2 separate regions of the Homo sapiens genome follow, and region 1 is linked to region 2. A link is a contact called in ENCODE Hi-C or POLR2A ChIA-PET data. All regions are on one chromosome and are shown on one strand. Each heading gives the region's core, a stretch centred on a gene start or an enhancer-like site at or near the end of the contact. The rest is flanking DNA. Distances are from core to core; before and after follow the strand shown.

Region 1 (3,887 bases), core at 1,171-3,670, 48 kb after region 2:
TGAATATCCCTTATCAAAAGTGCTTGGGGCCAGAAGTGTTTTGGATTTTGAATTCTGTCAGATTTTGAAATATTTGCATTATGCTTACCCATCGAGCATCCCAAATCCAAAAATTTGAAACTTGAAATGCTCCAATAAGCATTCTCTTTGAGTGTCATGTAACTGCTCAAAAAATTCTGGATTTATGAACACTTCAGATTTTGGATTTTGGGGTTGTAATGCTTAATCCATAGTAGATAAAGGCACTTTGTCAGCTCCATCAGAGCAAGCTTCCTCAGAAGCACTACCTGGTGATCACTCTCATTCCTTCCCAAAGTTTCATTTCTCTCTCTCTCTCTCTGTCTCTGGAGACAGTGTCTTGCTCTGTCCCCCAGGCTGGAGTGCAGTGGCATGATCACAACTCACTATAGCCTCAACTTCTTGGGCTCAAGTGATCCTTTCTCTTCAGTCTCCTGTGTAGCTGGGACTATGGATGTGCACCACCATGCCTGGCTAATTTTTTTAAATTTTTATTTTAGCAGAGATAGGGGGTCACTATGATGTCCAGGCTGGTCCTGAACTCCTGGCCTCAAGCAATTCTCCCACCTTGGCCTCCCAAAGTTCCTGGATTACAAGTGTGAGCCCACCGTGCCTGGCCTTAAAGTTCAATCTTAACATGGGCCCTGGCCCTGTTCTACTTCTAAAGATCTCTTTTGAATTCTCAACCCCACCTTTATCATGGGCTTCTGTTCTGTCCTTCAGAAAAGCCCGCCAGAACCAAAGATGGAAGTTACTGAAGATGGTGAAGCTAGGGAACCCCAATAAGAGCTCCCATCTTATTTCTCATTGCTTGCTTACAAGCACACTATTCTCTAGCTTCTGACCTATGAAAAGTGCTTGGCACACATTTGTGCAACAAAACTGACTGTGCTAGCTCCAGGTGCAAAACTGCCCAGCAACCACTAGACACAGTTCCTGCCCCACTGTGCTCACCCCACCTGAACTAACCAAATTATTCTGGCATAACCATGTTAGAAAAGGACTCTTGGGGACTGCTACGGGACAGCCAAGGTGGCTCAGGGGTGCTAGACAATGTGCATCTCAACATGCTTCACAAATGATTGCTTATGTTTAATAGTACATGCTCACGTGCATGCTATAATGGCTATCATTTTACACATCGTAGCTCACTCTGCACAAATAACTCTAAGAGATTTTTCCTCTTGTTTCAGAGACATAGAGAGATTAAGGAACATGCCCAAGTGCAATATGGTTAGGGAGTGGTGAAGCTAGGCTGCAAATCTGGCTCTTTTTGGCCCTGCACTTTAGGCTTTAATTCTGCCAAGCCAAAATGCCAACACAAACTGTCACACTCCATCTACCATCTTTTTTTTTTTTTTTTTTTCTGAGACAGAGTCTCGCTCTGTCCTCCAGGCTGGAGTGTGATCTTGGCTCAGTGTAACCTCTGCCTCCCGGGTTCAAGCAATTCTCCTGCCTCAGCCTCCCGAGTAGCTGGGATTACAGGTGCCCACCACCATGCCTGGCTAACTTTTATATTTTTAGTAGAGACAGGGTTTCACCATGTTGGTCAGGCTGGTCTCGAACTCCTGACCTCGGGTGATCCACCCACTTCGGCCTCCAAAGTGCTGGGATTACAGGCATCAGCCACTGTTCTTGGCCCCATTTATCACCTTAGCTCTGAGACCGGCCTCCAAGAGGGGTTCCCTGTGGAGTAAGATGTGCACATTCTACTTATTCTCTCTTCTAGGTCAAGTGAGAAAATGTACTTGAAATCACTTTGTAAGCTATAAGGTACTCTATAGAGAGTACCTTATATATATACATGTATAAATGTACACATATCTATACACATAAGTACAACTATATTGCTCACAATTCACAAGAAATGTGTGATTCATGTTAAATATTCAACATGTCGAATGTATTGGGGTTGTCTATCTTGATATAGATACTTGTTCACAAGCTATTAGTATGCCCTATTGACATTTCATACAAATAAACACAATACACACACACACACACACACACACCCATGTTGCTCTTCCCTCTTGGGAATGTTTGCTCAAGAGGCTGAGGCTGAAGTTGGCCTCCTGCTATGTCTGAGAGCAGCCCTTGCATAGGTGTGAGTGTGCACAGGAATTTATTTTCTAACCAAGGGAGAAATTGACAAAGTGAATAGAAAAACCACAAAAGCAGCTAAGTTAGATTTGGGTTCAAAAAAAGAATGCAGACAGAAAAGGAAGACTGTGAGGGGAGAGTTGATAGGTGGTTTAAGGAATGTCTGGCGAGAGGCAAGGAATAGAGTAAAGAAGAGAAAAAGTAATAAAAATAACTGCAACACTCACCTCTGAGAACAAATGACTGTAGTTGCTGCATGCTTAACGTCCCCATCTTATGAAGCACCACACATCAGCAGAAATGAGATACACAGCAGGGAGGTGTTAGAAATCTGGTTTTGCAGATGATTTTGTCAAATCACCTACAGCTTTGCTCAAACCAGTTCCAAAGGCTTTAACCACATGGTTTGCTTGTGTGCACCTATTTCCTGAGTTGCTCTAAATTGCATGACTTGGGGTGTAATGGCAATTCTTTGGGTTTTTGTGGCTCCATTTCTATGAGACACATGATTAGAAATCCTGTTTGCTTTTTGCTTGTCAAGCCTTAATCAGCTACCACGCTGGGCTTGTGTGAGGGCCCTGATAATCAGCCTGCTTTATGGAGAAGGCAGAGTGGAAACAGGACAGGAGACTTCCCATGGCACGGATACAGAAACGCAGCTTTCTTCGGGTTCTCCTTAAACTCGGAAAGTATCTCTTGTCTGAAAAATTTAAGTCACAATCTCTAATTAATTAGCTAACTAGCTCCCCCTCTTGAAACGTCTTTCAGATAAAAACTGCATAATGCTGCAAAGCAATGGCCTAAAATCAGACTAATCTACGTCTACGGCAGTCCTTAGGATCCATTGTGTCAGAAAAATACATAGAAATGTCTTAAAATCTGCCCAAACACAAAAACTGTAACTGTGCTATTACTTTCGTTGGGTTTATACCTTTCAAATCATCTTTTTTCCTTAAAGGTATTTTGACACAGCTTAAAAAAGAAAGGCACCAAAAGCCTTAGCCTGTACAGCGAGCTATAAAATTGCTGCGAGCTTAAACAGTCAAGGTAGGAAAAATGGCAAAAGTTATGTCCCCAACAAATAAGCTTGTGCTTTTGTCATAAATGAAGACTCTTAAAATGTGATGCCACCCCATGACTTATTTTGTATTATCTTATTTTTGTTTTGCTCCAGTCATTCTCTCCCTTTATCTTACATCAAAAACAAGAAAAGTTTTGCCTATGTCTACAACTTAAGTGAGGAACCTATTATGTGATTATGATATAAAATTCAGAGCCAGTGATAGGCCGTCGTGTGGTGTAAACATTTCAGAGGATAAGAATAATAGCAAAGAACTAAATTGAAATGTAATCCGTGCTGAGATACTGTAACAAAGTCTCGTAATCTCTTTAAGCCAGCTGTTCTCAACTTTGGCTGCCTATTTGAATCTTGCAGAGATCTTAAATCCTTCTTGATGCCTGGGTCTCACCCTCCAGGGATTCCGATTTCATTTGTCTAGGTTGTGACCTAGTGTCATGGGTTTTAACAGCTCCCCAGGTGATTCAAATATGTGGCCACGATTGAGAGCCCTCTTGTCAGCTGACTGTACTGTATACACGGATCTCTGACAGTAAAGGTCATCACCTGGTTCCCTGATTTGTTCTGGTCTTATTTGTGTGCCAATGGCTCTTTCTTGGACTTCAGAGTTTTATCTGCACAGATGATTCTGATACTGCTTCTGGGACTGCTGACCCAGTGTGGGCACTTGGTCATGACAGCTTTTTGACCC
Region 2 (3,934 bases), core at 965-3,464:
ATTCAGAATAAAAGGGAGACTTCTATGCTTACACAGTGTGTAATTATCTCTAAAAATGAACCTTCTTTCCTGAAAAGAGGACATCCAGCCAAGAGTCTTGTGAGTTCTGTGTTGGACACATGGGAGAATGAAGTTGCCTGCCTGGCGTACGTCAGTGCCTTTGGATGCATTTTTTAACTTTAAGTTTGATATCATATTTATTTTTCCTGATTACAAAAGTATGAAAATTTGTAAATCATAAAATACAAGCAAGAAGGGCCTAAAAAAATAGTTGAAGGGCCTAAAAAAAAAAAACAGATCTTGTTGGTGCATTTTGTGTGCCATTTTCACTATAACATCTCTATTATTAAGATAGAAACCTCTCTCTCTCTCTCTCTCCCCTCCCTCCCCTCCTTCCCCCCACAACCCCCCCACCCCGCCACACACAGCAGAGGCTGCTCTGTTTTGCTTACCTTTCACATTTTGCTCATCCTAAAAGACTCAGCTCACATCCCACCTTCCCACTGAAGCTTTCCGTGAGTTGCTGTTAATGCCTTCTTCGCAACTCTCCCTTCCACGCTTAAACATGTATTGCAGAAATGGTTCACAGCTTCCTTACAATTATTTTAAGTTCATCTCCTATACTAGATTGTAAATTTCATAAAGGTAGGATTGCATAGCATATTTCCTTGTACTTTTTGTGGCAGTGGAATTTTCCTATGAAGGAAGAAAAAGTGTGGAGGTTAAGAGCTGGCTAAAATGACATTGGATCAATTAACAATGAGTCCAAAGACTCAACGCAAGACAGACAATAACAATTCAAGTTCGTTCTTTTCATGGAAAGGAACTTGATAAGATTTCTTGTGGAATTTTTTATTTTATATACTTGTCACACTGAAAATTTAATATGTATTTTTCTAGCTGTTTAATATCTGATGCTCCTATTAGATTCAATTTCCAGAAGGCAGGCCCCTGATTGTTTTGCTCACCTGAGCAATGTCTCTTCAGCACCCAGCGCAGGCCCCATGAGCACAAGTACTCACAGAATAGAGAAACGAAGGCATGCCCAGCACCCTAGAGGAAGGACTGTCATAAAGAAAGAAAGAAAGAAAGTCACATTTCTGAGAACTACTGTGTGCATGTGTGCATCAGAGTGTCCTAATGTCAAATCACCTCTGTTGAGTCCCTCATAGGGTAAAACTTTCAGGGAGGGCCAGGATGTCTGCAGAAACGTTTCAGGTCCACATTTCTCCAAAGATAGAATGCACAGCTTTTAGAGACAGCTGACCTTCCATTGCTAGGGGCTTCTTAGTGGAAGTGTGCTGGAGACCATGGCTGGGGAACTGGGCTCAGTGAATTGCCATATCCTTTTCTAAACAAATGATTTTAGAATTTTATGACCAGGTGTTACCATAGTAAGACCTGCTCAGTAAAAAAACAAACAAACAAACAAACAAAAACAAAAAACACTATAGGGCTCTATCCAAGGTGCTTGTCTAACTCTCTAACCCCAGTTTCAATTTCTCGCCCTTAGGGGCAAATTGGCAGGTTGTCCCCTGCTCCTCCTGGCCCACACAGCCTTGCTTATTTGTCTCTGTGTGATTTCCTTCTGAGGTATGGCCTCAACATTCCTCTCAACATAGAGTCTGGAGAGCCACATCTGTAGACCTGTCTGGGCTCATGGGAAGTTGACTTGCGCTGTGAAGCTCTTGTAGGGCCACCTGCCACACCCCTCTGATGACAGGGGTCACTCACTGGGCTTGAATCTTCCCTTTATTTCTAAATTCACTTTTTTCTTCTCATTTGTCTGCATTTCCTTTTCTTCTATTGTCATGGTTCTCAGACTTGCAGGTGCTTCAGATCACCTTTGGCACTTGTTAAAACACAGCTTGCTGGGCCCCAGCACCAGAGTTTCTGATTCAGTAGGGAATTTGCATTTCTAACAGATTCTAGGTGATGCTGCTGTGGCTGGCCAGGGGGGCCCGCCTTGAGAGCCACTGCTGTGCTGTGACCCAGGGTGTAAGAGAGAAGCACCTACTGACCATGGACCCATGGCCAGGAACTCCGCATGGAAAAGGACAGCAGGGGTAGCCGCCCACAGGGAAGAAGCGAGCTGCTGCCAAGTGAAACCTGTGGCCAGCCCCACCTTTCTTAGCAATTCAAGCTCTGAATCAAAGTTCAGGCCAACCTTGGGAATTGTGGTTTTTAGCAACTTTGCTGAAACCAAAAACATTGCCCAACTTGAAGTGTCAAAAGCCTGCATCAAGCACTGGCTCTTCCTCTTTTCTTCCGTAGGAGCCTCCACTCCTCCGTATATGAAAGTTTCAACTGCTGTCGTCCTGAGGGTTTGGCAAGGAGGGACATTCCACAGTTGTGAGATGACTGTGTTCTAGAGAGTTGACAATGCGGCATTTGTGTGTGTGGCGACTTCCTCCATAGAAAAACTCCAGAGAGCCTCCCTTCCGATGCTGCTGATACCCTTCCTTCCCAAGGTTCAGAATCAGGGAGTCCATTTGAGCAGAATCTTAAACAATATCACACACTTATGGAGCCACATCAAGCTGGGACATGCCACTGGGTCTAGAAAAAAATTTTGAGAAAGTATTGCTGTCATAAAGCTGATGTGTTTTGCTGTGTTAGAAGGCAAGATAATCTTGCAGAGACACAGAACCAGATAATTCCTTTTAAAGCAAGGTCATGAATAATATATATAGATAGCCATAGTCGCTGAGGGAAGATAGCAGAAGAAATAAATAGAAGAGCTTTAAAAATTGGAAAGAACTTCATAAGAACAGCAATCTGGGGCCAGTCTTGGGGGAAATTTACTCTTGCAATCTAAAATGTCTGAGGGTAGTATTAGGCATGCTGTAGTGGATGTAATGTTCCAAATTCATGTGGGTCACCTTGAATTATAAGCAGAAGGCTCAACTAGGTTCACTATTCTCAATTTGAGAAGGCAAAGACATGCATACTCCATTCTATTAAGATTTCTACAAAACTAGAGAGGGGAGTATGGCTTAGCGATTAAAAGCCAAGAGTGTAGAGCCAGGCTGCCTGGATTTGAATACCAGTTCTTCCACCTACCAGCCATGTAATTCTAGGTAATCTATTGGATGTCTCTGAGCCTCAGTATTGTCATCAGTAAAATGGAAAAATGATAGTTCCTACTTTATGTCGTTTTTAGGAAGACAAAAAGCTTCAATATATGTAAAGTGCTTTGAATGGCACATATTACAACGTTGTTTATTAAATATCTGCTATAGTAGTTAATGAAGTACTGTAGTTATTTGTTAAATAAATACTCGAAGTTGAATTTTAGATGGGTCATGCTTTTAGCCATAACATTCTGTTATGGAGAGAATTCCTATGCTGTGGGAGCTCCATATTTTCTGAAACTGGTAGGAAATCAGAAGTCTTGGCTGTTATCCTCTAAGTAGAGAGAACATGGGCCTTGGAGTCCAACAGGTTTAGGTGCAAATCCTGGCTGTGCCAGTTCCAGTTCGATGACCCTGGGCAAGACGACCACCCTCAGTGAACTTCAGTCTTGTACTCTCTGACATAAATGTCAATGATTTAATTAAAGCACCTGATAAAATTTGAAATATTCACGAAGCCATCTCTAAGTGGGGGCTCATGTCAGTGTGGGTGGCAGGCAAAAGGAGTTATTACTGTAAGCTGAGGAAAGCATGGCAAAGCAATACATGCTGAGAAGCCTGAGGTGTGAACGGGGAAGGGCCCAGGGCTGAAAATCACCCGGACGACATCTGCTTTGCCCTCCTCCTCTCCAGGTGTGGCATTGGTGAGAGCACCCACTGCATGGATGCTGACCACCTGCCTGGCAGCCTCTCAGCACATTCCAGTCTGTTTTGTGAAATCAGGTGCAGATAAAAGCCATACTGAGAAAGCACCCAGAGGCCTGAGCTTTTGCCCCATCGTTGACTTAACTGACTGTGAA

What was found. Hi-C counts contacts between places; a loop is a spot of excess contacts on that map. ChIA-PET counts read pairs that join two places held with the same protein, here RNA polymerase II (POLR2A). Pooled maps may share reads with other maps.
Region 1: a map of ovary shows a loop between it and region 2 (6-fold over the local background). The contact joins the promoter of LINC01871 here to the enhancer-like site in region 2. A Hi-C loop is called at or near these places in 3 of 168 maps with a recorded cell type or tissue (GM12878, naive thymus-derived CD4-positive, alpha-beta T cell and ovary), 2 of 37 single-sample maps with no recorded cell type and 11 of 50 pooled maps. POLR2A ChIA-PET finds 5 or more read pairs at or near these places in 4 of 52 experiments (GM12878, OCI-LY7, activated CD4-positive, alpha-beta T cell and 1 more).

Annotation. Positions count from the first base shown.
Region 1 is chr2:7,724,312-7,728,198 of GRCh38, reverse strand. LINC01871 (long intergenic non-protein coding RNA 1871) reads right to left here and starts at 2,420. Exons shown (of 2, transcript NR_183384.1): 1 at 2,346-2,420.
Region 2 is chr2:7,771,876-7,775,809 of GRCh38, reverse strand. No RefSeq gene overlaps it. Among named protein-coding and RNA genes, the nearest start is that of LINC01871, 48 kb to the right of the region's middle. RefSeq lists an enhancer at 2,059-2,108. Within about 2 kb of position 2,214, at least 4 of the 41 ENCODE cell types and tissues checked have a DNase peak (open chromatin) inside an H3K27ac peak, as active enhancers do.